2 separate regions of the Homo sapiens genome follow, and region 1 is linked to region 2. Evidence: chromatin loops called from intact Hi-C (ENCODE). Cell type or tissue: mammary epithelial cell. All regions are shown on one strand. Links, peaks and the distances in the headings refer to the core of each region. The heading gives the core; the rest is flanking DNA.

Evidence for each region. Peaks named below come from ENCODE experiments on the same cell type or tissue, not always from the same donor. Only the 100,000 strongest peaks of a DNase experiment are listed, where the experiment ranks them.
Region 1: it touches region 2 in a loop (3-fold over the local background); 7 of 110 quality-filtered maps call a loop at or near these places.

What each region holds. Positions count from the first base shown.
Region 1 is chr1:27,107,267-27,115,595 of GRCh38, reverse strand. It overlaps SLC9A1 (solute carrier family 9 member A1), which reads left to right. Exons shown (of 12, transcript NM_003047.5): 2 at 1,310-1,770; 3 at 5,819-6,069; 4 at 7,731-7,948. Among named protein-coding and RNA genes, the nearest start is that of SLC9A1, 44 kb to the left of the region's middle. RefSeq lists enhancers at 929-1,502, 1,503-2,077, 3,162-3,231, 3,139-3,640, 3,572-3,651 and a silencer at 5,319-5,523. In mammary epithelial cell, for the core only: CTCF peaks have their summits at 3,356 and 6,289 (motif pointing left); a DNase peak (open chromatin) is centred at 3,325; H3K27ac peaks cover 1,660 bases.
Region 2 is chr1:27,242,716-27,251,044 of GRCh38, reverse strand. The region is part of intron 1 of WDTC1 (WD and tetratricopeptide repeats 1); the gene reads right to left. Among named protein-coding and RNA genes, the nearest start is that of WDTC1, 12 kb to the right of the region's middle. In mammary epithelial cell, for the core only: no CTCF peak of the experiment used is centred there; a DNase peak (open chromatin) is centred at 3,444; H3K27ac peaks cover 1,314 bases.

The DNA.
Region 1 (8,329 bases), core at 285-8,284, 140 kb after region 2:
AGTGTTCCTCCCACCTCAGCCTCCTAAAATGCTGGGATACAGGCATGAGCCACCATGCCAGGCCAGAGAGAGCTTTCCTCTTGAGCAAAGGGACAAACCCTCTTGGCTATGCCAACCCTGGGAGCATAGTACCCAACATACAACTAGATGCTCAGATTTTTTTCCACCTACTTTCCCACCCCAAAACAAAACAAACAAGTAAACCACTCACAGGAGCTCAGGGTTCTCTGGCCATACCTGATATTGAGAGAGGCCCTCTCAACGGGGATTTTTGCTACTCCTCAGCTCTGGGTTTGAAGCCTTAAGGTGGACTACAGCAGAGCGGCCTGTTGCTGGCCAGGACACGGCCTGGGGAGATGGCTGGTGGGTCCCAGGCAGAGGGGTGTGTGAGGAGGCCTTGATGGGAGGGAAGGATAGGAGAGCTTGAATTACAGAACTGTGCAGTTTGATGGGAACTGGGGCATCAGACCTGTGTTCTATTCTAGTTCTGCTCCCCACTTGCTGTGTGACTTTGGGCAAGTCCCTTCCCTTTTCTGAGCCTTAGTTGCCCCATCTTTAAAGTGGGTGGCATTGAGCTAGAAGCGGGATAGCAAATAGATTTTATCTCACCTGCCAAAGCTGGTTGCCACTGACATCCTTGAGCCGTGTCTTGAGCAGCTGCCTGGACTCAGTAGGAAAGCCTACTGTTTTGCAGGTTTGCAGACCCCAGGCCTTATTATCCCCAAGTTCCTTCCCACGCTGGTATTCTTAGATTCTTCTGTGCTTTCTTCTGTCTCCTATGCCACTCCCCACCAGCTGGTTGTCTGCCTTCTGCTTAAACAGCTCCGTGATAGGGAACTACCATCTTCCCTCAGACAGAATTGTTAGATTGTTATTCCTCAGGTTGAGCTCAGATCTGCCTCCCTGAACTTGTGCCTGGAATAATGCCTTGGGTTCAGGCGTAGGTGATGCCCGTAGGTACTTGGCACGTCAGTAATCAATTTATAATTTCTGCCTTCTGGAAGCATATAGAACTGCTGCTTTCTAACATTTTATGACAGTGACAGAGATAGCATGTATATATCCTTTGAAAAAAGTGCTTTAAAAACACTGTCACTTGGTTTATGATGGCAAACCTGTGAAGCTAGCATTGTCCCTTCCATTTTACAGGCGAGGAAGCGGAGGCTCAGAGAGTTAACAGAGCAGCCCTCTGAGACCCAGCCTGTGCACCTCTCACCAACTGCGCTCCTCATCCCCGGCCCATCCCCAACCTTCTATTCTCCTGGCTCCTCCGAAAGCCCATGGCCTCCCGTTCTCTCGCCCTCCGCAGGTTTCCATGTGATCCCCACTATCTCAAGCATCGTCCCGGAGAGCTGCCTGCTGATCGTGGTGGGGCTGCTGGTGGGGGGCCTGATCAAGGGTGTAGGCGAGACACCCCCCTTCCTGCAGTCCGACGTCTTCTTCCTCTTCCTGCTGCCGCCCATCATCCTGGATGCGGGCTACTTCCTGCCACTGCGGCAGTTCACAGAAAACCTGGGCACCATCCTGATCTTTGCCGTGGTGGGCACGCTGTGGAACGCCTTCTTCCTGGGCGGCCTCATGTACGCCGTGTGCCTGGTGGGCGGTGAGCAGATCAACAACATCGGCCTCCTGGACAACCTGCTCTTCGGCAGCATCATCTCGGCCGTGGACCCCGTGGCGGTTCTGGCTGTCTTTGAGGAAATTCACATCAATGAGCTGCTGCACATCCTTGTTTTTGGGGAGTCCTTGCTCAATGACGCCGTCACTGTGGTGAGGAGGCCAGGGGCCATGCCCATGTCCAAACGGTACAAACCCAAATCCAGGCCCACCAGTGAATCCCTCATCCACCCGCTAATAACAGTAATAAAAACAGCTGAGGCACATTCCCGCTTCCCGTATGCCAGGCACCATGCTGAGCCCTTCGGCATGGATTATCTCATTTAAGTCCTCATGGCTGCCTTAAGAGGTGCTTATTATTCTCATTTTCCAGGGGAGACACAGGCCCAAAGAAGTTAAATAACCTGTTGGAGTATGAACCAGTTTGTGATTGAACCAGGTCTGACTGACTCCAGGGCCTAAGCTCTTGGTTTTGCTAGGTTATATGCTCCCTCCTTGACTTGACTTGCTTTTTGTTTTTTAAGAGACAGGGTCTTGCCCTGTCTTCTAGGCTGGTGAACTGGTACGGTCATAACTCACTGCAGCCTCAAATACCTGGGCCTGAGATCCTCCTGCCTCAGCCTTCCGAGTGGCTAGGACTACAGGCATGCACCACCACACCCGGCTAATTTTTTAAATTTTTTGTGGAGATGGGGTTTGACCATGTTGCCCAGGCTGGTCTTGAACTCTTGGCCTCAAACCATCCTCCTGCCTCGGCCTCCCAAAGTGCTGAGATTACAGACCTAAGCCAACAAGCCTGGCCCTTCTCTTGCATTTTGATGTGAGCTTGGGCAAATTACTTACACTCTCTGTGCCTCAGTTCCCTCTTCACAGACCATATCATCTGTGAGGGGCCTTTCAGCTCTCATGTTGGCTATATCTTAAGTTAGAATTCGGTTTGTGCACAGTTTTTGGGCGGAGATTATGGAAAGGGGCCTTGTCTCCAAAACATCTAGAAGGTGATAAGTAAAAGAAGTTGGCCACTTGCTTGCTGTGTGACCTTAAGCAAATGCTATACCTCTGTGGCCCTCACCTTTTTTTTTTTTTTTTTTTTTTGAGATGGAGTCTTGCTCTGTCTCCCAGACAGGAGTGCAGTGACGCAAGCTCAGCTCACTGCAACCTCCGCCTCCCAGGTTCAAGCAATTCTCCTGCCTCAGCCTCCCAAGTAGCTGGGATTACAGGCGTGTGTCACCATGCCCAGCTAATTTTTGTGTTTTTAGTAGAGACTGGGTTTCGCCATGTTGGCCAGGCTAATCTCGAACTCCTGACCTCAGGTGATCCGCCCACCTCAGCCTCCCAAAGTGCTGGGATTACAGGCATGAGCCACTGCGCCCAGCCAGCCTCACCTTTGATAGCTGCAAAGTGGCAGAGGATTAGTGCTTTCCTCCAGGGTCTGCACGTGGTAGCACCATATACACCTGCACATGCCCTTCCTCCCAGCTGGTTTCCTTGGGAAACAGATGTGTGCATGTGCATGCTCACGTTGTGTTGTGAGAACACTCCCACCCCCTCCTGAGCTGTCCCGCTCAGAGCAGCTGCACACACAGGAAAGCTCAAGGGCACATGTGCATTCCCAGGCCATGACTCCCTCCTCTGCAGCCCCAGCCTTCAGGAAGCAGCACCTCAGAGTAGAGACAGACTGTGGTGTTCAGCTGCTGGCAGCCTCAGCTTCCTGTTCCTCCCACGCCTCCTCATGGGGCTGGGTAGAATAGCCTGACCTGAGCAGGCAGGCCTCCATCCTGGCTTCCTCTAGCACTAGCTCTTGCCCAGGGTTACCACATGAGCCTGAGTTTCCCCATCTGTGACACAGGGATTGCAGTACTCAGCCTGTCATCCTCCCAGGCTTCTTACAGGATTACTTACATTAGTGAGTCATACTCACTAATGTCTGTGAAGCCAGTGAGTGCCAAAGATAAAGCCCTCTCCAGTGGGATCTGGGTGTTGGGGTTCAGGTGAGCACTGCTGTGGAGCTTGGGGCATGGTTGCATCAAGCAGGTAACAGACCCAGCCATTTGTGGACCCATGGTCATGTCTCCCAAAGGCAGTGGCAGCGGTGGTAGTGATTGCTGGTGTTCATTGGGTGCTTCCTGTCTGAATGTGTATTGCCTCATTTTTATTTATTTATTTAGAGACAGAGTCTCCTGTCACACAGACAGTGTCACTCAGGAGTGCAGTAGCACAATCATAGCTCACTGCACCCTCAAACTCCTCAAATGATCATCCCCTCTTAGCCTCCCAAGTAGCTGGGACTGCAGGTGCTGGCCATCACACCCAGCTAATTTATTTATTTATTTATTTATTTATTTTGTAGATATGGGGTCTCATTATGTTGCCTGGGCTGGTCTCAAGCTCCCGGGCACAAGCGATGCTCCCTCTTTGGCCTCCCAAAGTGCTGAGATTACAGGCGTGAGCCACTGTGTCTGGCCTATGTTGCCTCATTTAATCTATACAGTAACTCCATGAGGTTGACACAGTTATATTCCAGTTTTTTTGCGATGAGGAAACTGAGGAACGGAGAGGTTACATAAGCCTGATATATGATATAGCTGAGGTTCAAATCCGTAGTCTGAGTCCAAAGCCCAAGTGCTTACCACTGTGTTACTCTGTTTCTCTATAGTTCCAGGGGTAATAGCACCAGGCCAGAAAGGAGGACTTTCCCCTCTGTGCCGACTCCATGGGCCCATGTGGTAGACCATGAGGACCCATGAATCCCCTCAGGCCAGGAATGAGTTTAGCCCACGGCTGAGTACGCACCTGCTAAGAGGCTGTCTGCCGCTGGAGCCCTGTCCTATCCCCCAGACAGCTGGGGCCAGGCCGCACCAGGCCTGGCCAGTGCTCTGCATCTCCCCTTGCTGCCTGGCCCAAGTCAGGTCTTTCTGGAGCTCTTGGCATAGGTGTGAGTGCCCCATTTCCCAGAGAGTAAAGCCAGAGGCTGACCCTGAGCTGCCTGGTCTCAGGTCTGTGCCCTAGACAGGTCACTCCTCACGGTCCATTCCTCCTGCTCCAGGTCCTGGGGGCTTTGGAGGGTTCCCTGTCATGGATCCTCACGTCCTTCCCTCCCTTCCCCCAGGCCTGGAAACTCCCTGCTCCTTCCTGGCAGAGCTGTCTAGGACAGACTTGAGTAGGCCAGGCAGCTCAGGGACCTAGCAATAGGAGGGGCAGATCCTCAAAGCTGAGCCTGCTGGGGAGGCCTCAGCCATGGCTGTCAGGGAATAAGTTCTGGGCCCAGTTCTTCTGCTCCTGGGCTGGGGGCCCCCTGGCGTGTTGTTTTACCACTGTGAGCCTCGGTTTAGCAAAGGAGCATCCTTGACCCACCTGCCTCGCATGGTTGTTGAGTGTCGACTCAGATAAAGACTATCAAAGGGCTTTACAGTGTATGAAGTGCCACTTAAACATCTGATGGTAGTGTTGCAATGACCATCTATTTCCCAGTCCAGGAGACAGGGATGCCTTAGCCTCTAATTCCATAGCATCTGAACTTGGCTGTTCATTGCAACCCCTGGGGTGCTTGTTACATAGAGATTTCTTGGCCCTATCCCAGAGAGTCCAAGTCCAGTATGGCCTGAACATGTGTATTTTCAGAAAGCTCCAGAGGTTAAGAAATGACATTCTAGTTCATTGTGTGAACGTCCCTTTTTTGTGCTGAAGGAGGGACTGAAACCCAGTGATGGGCATGACGTGCCCAAGGTCAGGCAGTGAGAGGCAGACTTGATAGCACCAGATGTGGCTAACACTGCATCAGGTAAGGCTCCGAGCACTTGATTCGCTGATTTAGTCCTCACAGCAGTCCTAAGATTTGGTATTATTATCCTCATTTTATAGACAGGAAAACTGAAACACAGGGAGATGAATTTGCTTCCTGTACACAACTCAGGAGTGGCAGAGCCAGGATTCCAGTCCAGGCAGTTTGGCTTCAGGGTCTTCACAGAGCTTCCCAGGGCCCACCCTTCACCAGTGGGGCACGTGGCTGGCCCAGAGCAAGCCCCTCAGCCCCAGGCTGAGGTTTTGAGCACCTGCTTGGCACTAGGGTTTCTCTGCTACCGTGTGGCCTCTTCTTGTGGCCATGGTTAACGGAGGGGACAGGATTGCCCTGGGTGGACCCCAGGGAACCGTGGGGCCAGGGCCCTCTCCTCCCACCCACCAGCCTGCACACCCTCCCCAGGTCCTGTATCACCTCTTTGAGGAGTTTGCCAACTACGAACACGTGGGCATCGTGGACATCTTCCTCGGCTTCCTGAGCTTCTTCGTGGTGGCCCTGGGCGGGGTGCTTGTGGGCGTGGTCTACGGGGTCATCGCAGCCTTCACCTCCCGATTTACCTCCCACATCCGGGTCATCGAGCCGCTCTTCGTCTTCCTCTACAGCTACATGGCCTACTTGTCAGCCGAGCTCTTCCACCTGTCAGGCATCATGGCGTGAGTCTGCGTGCAGCAGGCAGTGGGCTTGGCGGGGTGGGGGCGGGGGCTGCCAGCTTGGATTCCCCAGGCTCGTAGGTTCACGGAGCTCCCAGGGCCCAGCCTTGAGCTCCAGGGATGAGACATGAACTCCAGGCTCCAGACCTGCTTGGTAGCCATTTAAATGGCCAAGGGCATCAGTGGCTTCCTAGAAGAGGAGCACTTCTGCAGCGCCCCCTGGGGTCCAGGAATCGGGAGAGGGCATTTCAGGCTATGAGCAGATGAAGCAAGAATGACCTGCATGAAGGCAAGCCCAGGGTATAGGAGAGCAGAGCCTTGGAAGCCACTAAGCTTCAGGTTGAGGAAAGCCACAGCCCTGCTACTTCATTGTCTCAAAGGGAGTCCCCTCAGCAGCCCCAGTAGGAGGCTCACCAGGCCTGAGTCCTGGCGGTCCTGAGGTCTCCACCGGGTCTGGAAATGGGGAGAATGGGATGTGGGGAGGCAGTGAGGGGTGAAGGTGTTCCAGTGCCGAGCAAGGCAGAACTGGGGTTCAGAGCCCCTGGCTCCCAGGAGCAGAGCCCGGGTGTGAGCACTGGGCTGGGAGGACTCCGAGCTCCAAGCAGCTGCTTGGAACAAAGCTCCCTGTGGAGACCCCTGTGTAATGGCAGATGCCACGCTTGAGGGGAATGAACCCAGGAGACCATGGGTCTGTGTCATTGACTCCTATTGGGTCAAGAGGCAGTGTGGCCTTGGGGCAAAGGTGCAGGCTTTGGAGTTGGACACTGTGGTTTGTGTGTCTTGGCTTTGCTGCCTGCAGGCAGCGTGACAGGGGAGAGGTGACTATTTCTCTTAGAGTCAGATCTCTCATTTTTTTATTTGAGACGGGGTCCCACTCTTGTCACCCAGGCTGGAATGCAGTGGCACGATCTCAGCTCATTGCAGCCTCTGAGTTCGAGATTCTCCCACTTCAACCTCTCAATTAGGTGGGATTACAGGTGCCCACCACCACACCTGGCTAATTTTTGTATTTTTAGAAGAGACTGCATTTCACTACATTGGCCAAGCTGGTCTCGAATACCTGGCCTCAAGTGATCCGCCTTTGTCGGCCTCCCAAAGTGCTGGGATTACAGGCGTGAGCCACCGTGCCCAGCCAAGATCACTCATTTTAAAAATGGAGGAATAGGGCCGGGCATGCGCTCGTCGCCTGTAATCCCAGCACTTTGGGAGGCCAAGGCGGGTGGATTACAAGGTCAGGAGTTCAAGACCAGCCTGGCCAAGATGGTGAAACCCCGTCTCTACTAAAAATACAAAAAAATTAGCCAGGCGTGGTGGCGGGCACCTGTATTCCCAGCCACTCGGGAGGCTGAGGCAGAGAATTGCTTGAACCCGGGAGGCGGAGGTTGCAGTGAGCCAAGATCGCGCCACTGCTCTCCAGCCTGGGTGACAGAGTGAGACTCGTCTCAAAAAAAAAAAAAAAAAAAAAAATGGAGGAATACACCGTGTCTATAGGGTTGATGTGAGGATGAGTGGCAAGAGGGTGTAAAGCACACAGCGGGCCCCTGGCCCATAGAGGAGCTTGGGACATGGGCACCTTGGTCGTGGCCCCATTGCCCCTGGCAGTGGAGGGGCTCGAGCAGGTGCAGCTCGACACGGAGCCCTGACCCCGCTCTTTCCTGCTCCAGGCTCATAGCCTCAGGAGTGGTGATGCGCCCCTATGTGGAGGCCAACATCTCCCACAAGTCCCACACCACCATCAAATACTTCCTGAAGATGTGGAGCAGCGTCAGCGAGACCCTCATCTTCATCTTCCTCGGCGTCTCCACGGTGGCCGGCTCCCACCACTGGAACTGGACCTTCGTCATCAGCACCCTGCTCTTCTGCCTCATCGCCCGCGTGCTGGGTGAGGGCCAGGGCTGGGGCGGGGTGGGGGTTGTGGTGTGGGGTGTGTGTGGGGGGTGGTGGGCTGTGGTGCTGTGTGTGTGGTGTGTGCAGTGCACTATGTGGAAGGGCCAGGCTATGTGGTGTGTGCATGTGGTGCAGTGTATAAGTATTGTGTGGAGGGGCTGGGCTGTGGTGTGTGTGTGTATGCGTATTGCGTGTGTGGTGTGTGTAGTGCATTGTAGGGGGGCTGGATGTGTGTATGGTGTGTGTGTAGTGTGTGGAGGGGTTGGGGGTGTGTGTGTGTAGTATGTTGTGTGGAGGGCTTTGTATATATGTGTGTGTTGTGTGGAGGGATTGGGCTGTGGTGCAGTGTGTGTATAGTTGTGTGGAGGGGCTGGGT
Region 2 (8,329 bases), core at 97-8,096:
AAAAAAAAAAATTAGCCAGGAGTAGTGGTGCACGCCAGTAATCCCAGCTACTCAGGAGGCTGAGGCAGGAGAATCGCTTGAACCTGGGAGGCAGAGGTTGCATTGAGCCAAGATCACACCACTGCACTCCAGCCTGGGTGACAGAGTGAGACTCTGTCTCAAAAAAGAAAAAAAAAAAAAACAAGTCAATTAACAGCTCGATTTGGAGGAATTAGTCTAATCATAATGCCAAGGTGATCAGTAATATAATAGCCTGAGGTTAACATGACTTAGAACAAAGTACATTTGTGAAGATCACTCATCTAGAACCAAGAATTGAATGGTAATATCCAAATATGAAGAACCACTCCTTTCATGTGTGCTATAGTCCTTGTTTGGCTCTGGATAACGCAGCAGAAAGAGAAAAACATATAATACTTAGGCACCTGGGCCTGAATTCCAGCTTCCCCCTCAGTGTACCAATTAGTACCTACATAGGGAAGTTACTTAAATTTTCTGAGTTTCAATTTCCTCATTTGTAAAATGGGGATGCTAACACCTACTTTAATGGGTTGTTGTGAATACATGATAAAATATATATGAAAATACATAACAGGGCTGGGTGTGGTGGCTCACGCCTGTAATCCCAGCACTTTGGGATGCTGAGGTGGGTGGATCACCTGAGGTCAGGAATTTGAGACCAGCCTGGTCAACATGGCAAAACCCCGTTTCTACTAAAAATACAAAGTTACTTGGGAGGCTGAGGCAGGAGAATCGCTTGAACCTGGGAGGCGGAGGTTGCAGTGAGCCGAGATTGCACCACTGCACTCCAGCCTAGAGGATACAGAGAGACTCTTATCTCCAAAAAAGAAAAAAAGAAAGTACATAACAGTATCGTATCTAGATTGTAGTAGGTGCTCAACAAATGTTAGCTAAATTTGAATTCTACTAAAACCTGGTAACCCCTGTTATATTTGCTCAGTAGCATGGATTATAACATTTCCCCCGCCCCAATTTCCCTACCAGAGATGAAGCTGACAAGGGGTATTTCATTGTAGGATGGCAGGGGCAGAGTATAGGATGTCTTTATCACCTGTTAGGTTTGAAACGCAAGATCAGAAGGAAAATCGTGACGTTGTTAAAAGTGAAGAAATGCCACACAAAAATCTGTGCAAGAATGTATTTATAGCAAGGCCAGGTGCACTGGCTCACACCTGTAATCCCAGCGCTTTGGGAGGCCGAGGGAGAATCACTTGAGGCCAAGAATTTAAGACCAGGCTGGGCAACACAGCAAAATCCCGTCTCTACAAAAAATAAAATTAGCCAGGTGTGGTGGCCATGCATCTACAGCCCTAGCTACTCAGGAGGCTGAGGCAGAAAGATTGCTTGAACCCAGGAGTTTGAAGTTACAGTGAGCTATGATCATGCCACTCCAGCCTTAGTGAGAGTGAGATTCAGTCTCAAAAAGAAAAAAAAAAGTTTAGAGCAGCATTATTCATAATAGCCAAAAGGTGGAAACATCCATCAACTGATAAATAGATAAACAAAATGTGGTATATCCATACAATGGAATGTTATTTGGCCATAAGAAGGAATGAAGTACTGATACATGCTACAACATAGGGGAACTCTAAAAATATTATGCCAAGTGAAAGAAGCCTACATATTGCATAATTCCATTTATATAAAATAGAACAAAATAGAATAGAAATAGGAAGTAGATTAATGGTTGCTTAGGGCTGAAGGGAATGGGGGGATAGAGAAGTGACAGCTAAAGGATATGGCTTTTTTTTTTTTTTGAGACAGTCTCACTCTGTTGCCCAGGCTGGAGTGCAGTGGTGCCATCTTGGCTCACTACAGCCTCTGCCTCTCAGGTTCAAGTGATTCTCATGCCTCAGCCTCCGGAGTAGCTGGGATTACAGGCATGCACCATTATGCTCGGCTAATTTTTCGTATTTTTAGTAGAGATGGGGTTTCACCATGTTGGCTAAGCTTGTCTTGAGCTACTGGCCTCAAGTGATCTGTCTGCCTCAGCCTCCCAAAGTGCTGGAATTACAGGTGTGAGCCACTGAGCTGGGCCGGGATATGGTTTCTTTTTAAAAAATTTAAGGCTGGGTGCAGTGGCTCACGTCTATAATCCCAGCACTTTGGGAGACCAATGTGGGAAGATTGCTTGAGCCCAGGAGTTTGGGACCAGCTGGGAAACATGGTGAAACCCTGTCTCTAAAAAAAGTTAAAAAATTAGCTGGGCGTGGTGGCACACCTACAGTCCCAGCTACTTGGGAGGCTGAGGTGGGAGGACTGCTTGAGCCCAGGAGGTTTCGGCTACAGTGAGCCAAGATCACACCACTGCACTCCAGCCTGGGAGACAGGGCAAGACTCTGAATAAAAAAAAATAATAATAAAAAGTTTTTAAGTGAAATTCACATAAGATGAAACTAATCATTTTAAAGTGTATCATTAACAGACAACCTATAGGATGGGAGAAAATACTTGCAAACTATGCATCTGACAAAGGTCTAATATCCAGCATCTATAAGGAACTTAAACAAATGTGTAAGAAAAAAACAATCCCATCAAGTGGGCAAAGGACATGAACAGACACTTTTCAAAAGAAGACATACATGTGGCCAACAAGCATATGAAAAAAAGCTCAGTATCACTGATCAATAGAGAAATCCAAGTCAAAACCACAATGAGATACCATCTCACACTAGTCAGGATAGCTATTATTAAAAAGTCAAAAAATAACAGATGCTGGTGAGGTTGCAGAGAAAAGGCAACACTTTTACACTGTTAGTGGGAGTGTAAATTAGTTCAACCATTGTGGAAAGCAGTGTGAAGATTCCTCAAAGAGCTAAAAACAGAACTACCATTTGCCCTAGCAATCCTATTACTGGGTATATACCCAAAGGAATATAAATAGTTTCACCATAAAGACACACACACTGTGCAGTATGTTAATTGTGGCACTATTCACAATAAGCAAGACATGGAATCAACCTAAATGCTCATCAACAGCAGATGGGATAAAGAAGATGTGGTACAGGCTGGGCACAGTGGCTCACGCCTGTAATCCCAGCACTTTGGGAGGCCGAGGCGGGCAGATCACCTGAGGTCAGCAGTTCAAGACCAGCCTGGCCAACGTGGAGAAACCCCGTCTCTACTAACACTATAAAATTAGGCAGGCATGGTGTCAGGTGCCTATAATCCCAGCTACTTGGGAGGCTGAGGCAGGAGAATCACTTGAACCCGGGAGGCAGAGGTTGTAGTGAGCTGAGACTACGCCATTGCACTCCAGGCTGGGCAACAAGAGTGAAACTCCATCTCACAAAGAAAAAAAAAAAAAAAAAGAAAGAAAATGTGGTACATGTACACCATGGAATGACCATGCAGCCATAAGAATGAGATCATATCCTTTGCAGGAACATGAATGGAGCCGGAGGCCATTATCCTCAGCAAACTAAAGCAGAAACAGAAAACCAAATATGGCATGTTCTAACTTGTAAGTGGAAGCTAAATGATGAGACTTCATGGACACAAAGAAGGGAACAACAGACACTGGAACCTACTTGAGGGTGGAGGGTGGGAAGAGGAAGAGGATCAGAAAAAATAACTATTGAGTACTAGGCTTAGTACCTGGGTAACAAAATAATCTGCACAACAAACCACCATGACATGAGTTTACCTGTATAAAAAACCTGCACAAGGCTGGGCACAGTGGCTCACATCTCTAATCCCAGCATTTTGGGAGGCTGAGGCAGGTGGATCACTTAAGGTCAGAAGTTCAAGACCAGCCTAGCCAACGTGGTAAAACCTCGTCTCTACTAAAAATACAAAAATTAGCCAGGCGTGGTGGCAGGCACCTGTAATCCCAGCTACTCGAGAGGCTGAGGCAGGAGAATCGCTTAAACCCAGGAGGCAGAGGTTGCAGTGAGCTGAGATCATGCCACTCTGCTCCAGCCTGGGCAACAGAGGGAGACTCTGTCTCAAAAAAAAGTTTAATTAATTAAATAAATAATAATGCAGAAATAGGCTGGGTGCGGTGGCTCACGTCTGTAATCCCAGCACTTTGGGAGTCCGAGGTAGGAGGATTACTTAGGCCCAGGAGTTTGAGGCTGCAGTGAGCTATGTTTGTGGCACTGGACTCCAGGCTGGGTGACAGAGTGAGACCCTGTTTCGAAAAAAAAAAAAAAAAAAAAATGGCTGGGCGTGGTGGCTCACGCCTGTAATCCCAGCACTTTGGGAGGCCGAGGTGGGCAGATCACCTGAGGTCAGGAGTTCAAGACCAGCCTGGCCAACATGGTGAAACCCCATCTCTACTAAAAATACAAAAATTAGCCGGGCGTGGTGGCGGGCACCTGTAATCCCAGCTACTCAGGAGGCTGAGGCAGAAGAATCGCTTAAACCTGGAAGGCGGAGGTTGCAGTAAGCCCAGATCGTGCCATTGCACTCCAGCCTGAGTGACAAAGCAAGACTCAGTCTAAAAAAAAAAAAGGAAAGAAAACACATGTCCATACAAAAAGCTGTACATGAATACTCAGAGCAGCATTATTCATAATAGCCCAAATTAGAAACAACCCAAATGGCCATCAATTGATGAATAAATATAATGTGTTAATATCCACTGTAATGGAATATTATGCAGCCATAAAAAGGAATGAGGTACTAATTCATACAACAACATGGAAGAAACTTCAAAACATTCTGCTAAGTGAAGGAAGCCAGTCACAAAAGACTACATGTCGTATGGTTCTATTTATGTGAAATGTCAAGAATAGGAAAACCTACAGAGACAGAAAGAGATGGGAGTGTTGGGGAGGAATGTGATAGCTCAAGGGTATGTGTTTCTTTTTTAGGTGATGAAAATGTTTTGGAATTAGATAGTGGTGACAAGTTGCACAACTTTGTGACTATATTAAAACCAATGAATTGTATAATTTAAGAGACTGTCTATTTTATGGTACGTGAATTATATGTCAATAAAGAAGAAATACCTTAAACCCTTTGCTCTCTCAGTCTATTCTGCCGTTTGTAAAATGAGAGGTGGACTCTGAGATAAGCTACAAAACCCCTTCCGATGACACTATGCTGAGATTTTAAGTAGACACTACTGGTTAGCAGCAGACCAGAGATGGAACCTAAAACATCTGTATTCTCTTTCCTCTGGACATGCTACCTCCCATAGCATGTCCCATAGGATTACAGTGGCTCATGCCTGTAATCCCAGCACTTTCTGGGAGGCCAAGGCGGGTGGACCAGGAGGTCAGGAGTTCGAGACCAGCCTGGCCAACATGGTGAAAGCTCGTCTCTACTAAAAATACAGAAATTAGCTGTGCATGGTGGCAGGCACCTATAATCCCAGCTACTCGGGAAGCTGAGGCAGGAGAATCGTCTGAACCCGGGAGGCGGAGGTTGCAGTGAGCCGAGATTGCGCCATTGCACTCCACCCTGGGTGACAGGGCAAGACTCTGTCTCAAAAATACAAACAAACAAAAAAAAAAAACCAAAAAAAACCCTTTCTTTTCTCTACCTCAAAATCACAGGTTATGGAAAGAAAATTCCATTCTTAGCCTTTCCTTCATCTGTCTCCTACCTTGAGCTGTGGTTATTTACGTGGCTTCTCTTTCTTAGAAGATTAAAAGCATGCTGAGGGCCTGCTCTTCATCCGATTCATCCATTGATCCCACTGGTCTTCCAGGAGTGATGTAAGCTTAGCAGGCACCAATAAATATTTGCTGAATGAATAATGGCATGACTGCCTTACACACAATGTTTTATACCTATCAAAGCACTTTTGTTCAAGCTTTTAATTTGAACTTTGCAACAATCCTTTTAGGAAGTTAGAAAGCTAATATAACGCTGCTATGAATAATGCTGCTATGAATATTCATGTACGATAATAATCCCCATTTAACAAGGGAGAAGTGAAGCAGAATACTACATGGTACTGAGGAAGAAGCACTGGACTGGGAGATCTAGGGTCTTGTGCTCCAAGCCAGCCTCTGCCTTTAACTGGCTGTATGACCCTGAGTGAGGCATTTTGCTCTCTCAGTCTATTCTGCCGTTTGTAAAATGAGAGGTGGACTCTGAGATAAGCTACAAAACCCCTTCCGATGACACTATGCTGAGATTTTAAGTAGACACTACTGGTTAGCAGCAGACCAGAGATGGAACCTAAAACATCTGTATTCTCTTTCCTCTGGACATGCTACCTCCCATAGCAGAGACGTGCCCCCAACCAGGGTGACAACTGACCCCCTTTCAACATTCTGAATTATGCAAAGATGTATGCAAGTTTCCTTTCACTCTATTTATAGTGGTTCTATTGGAGCAATCCTACAAAAAAGATGAAAGATGCAACGAAGCAAGGACTCAACTTCACTTTCAATGCATAAAGGTCATTGGAAATAACATAAGGCCAGGTGTGGTAGCTCATGCCTGTAATCTCAGTGCTTTGGGAGACCGAGGCAGGAGGATCACTTGAAGGCCGGGAGGTCGAGAGCAGTCTGGGCAACAGAGTAAGATCCTGTCTCTATAAAAAAGTTTTTTAAAAATTAGCCAGGCATGGTGGCACACTCCTGTAGTCCTAGCTACTAGGAAGGCTGAGGCAGGAGGGAGGAGGGAGAATTGCTTGAGCCCAGGAGTTTGAGGCTATATTGAGCTATGATTGTGCCTCTGCACTCCAGCCCGTGTGACAAAGTGAGGCGCTGTCTCAAAAACAAAACAAAACAAAAGAAAGAAAGAGCATAATAAAATGAAGAGTGTAGCTGTGGACCTAACAGATCTTAGGTTCAAATCCCAGTTCTGACACCTATTTTCTGTCTGACTTGACATTTCTTTTAAATTTTTTTTTCTTTTCTATACCTCTTACGTCTCTTCATCTTTTTAATTTTTTTAAAAAAATTTTTATTTGTTTTGAGACAGGGTCTGGCTCTGTCACCCAGGCTGGAGTGTGGTAGCATGATCTCAGCTCACTGCAACCTCTGCCTCCCGGGCCCAAGAGATCCTCCCATCTCATCAGCCTCCCGAGTAGTTGGGACCACGGGCATGCACCACCCACACACACCTGGCTAATTTTTGCATTTTTTTTTTTTTTTTTTGTAGAGATGGGGTTTCACCATGCTGCCCAGGCTGGTCTCGAACTCCTGGGCTCAAGCGATCTGCCCACCTCAGCCTCCCAAAGTGTTGGGATTATAGGCATGAGTCACCATGCCAGACCCTGACTTGACACTTCTAAACCTTAGTTTCCTAATCTGATAATACCTACCTCTGCAGGGTGAGGAGGAACAGAAGCGCTTGCATGTAAAATGCCTGACACTGATCCTATTAAATAATATTTATTGAACATTCTAACAGTTTACAAGTGTCATCTCACAGACTCCTCATAATAATCCTATGAGACAGGTGCTATTGTTATCCTCATCTTACAGATGCAGGATCTGAGGCACAGAAAAGTGAAGTTGCCAAAGCTACACAGTTCTTAGACAGAGAGTCAACCTATACAGTCTGACTCCAGGGGCCAGGCCATTGGCCACTAAATAATAATTACTGGGCCGGGTGTGGTGGCTCACACCTGTAATCCAGCACTTTGGGAGGCCAAGGCGGGCAGATCACTTGAGGTCAGGAGTTCCAGACCAGCCTGGCCAATGTGGTGAAACCCTGTCTCTATTAAAAATACAAAAATTAGCCGGACATGGTGGCAGGCGCCTGTAATCCCAGCTGCTGGGGAGGCTGAGGCAGGAGAATCACTTGAACTCAGGAGGCAGAGGTTGCAGTGAGCCAAGATCGAGATCATGCCACTGCACTTCAGCCTGGGTGACAGAGTGAGACATTGTCTCAAAAAAAAAAAAAAAAAAAAAAAAAATTACTGGCCAGGGAGCAGCGGCTCACACCTGTAATATCAGTATTGATACAATTTCAGGAAGCTGCTGAAACTTTGTCTCTTACCATTCCTTAGGGTTAAGCTGCCTTGACTCTGCTGATCTCAAACACAAATTTAAAGAGTGCCATTTCAAGGTCATGGACTAAGTTGGTACAAGGACAGTTTCTGGGAAAGCTTTCGCTGGTAGGATAGACTCATCACCAAAGCATCTTCAGGAAACTTCTTAGCCATCTTTGAGGCTCCTGGCTTAAATAATCCCATGTAGGACTGCTTGAGGTTTTCTCTGCAGAAGAGAGCTGCTTCTAAGCAATGCTTTACTTTCTGGGAAGCTTTAGATAAAAACTCACCTTGATGTCTTCTCCCCTGCCCAGTGGGCTCCGTATTGCTGTTTGAGCTTTTAAGAGACAGGGTCGCCTGGGTGCGGTGGCTCACGCCTGTAATCCCAGCACTTTGGGAGGCCGAGGT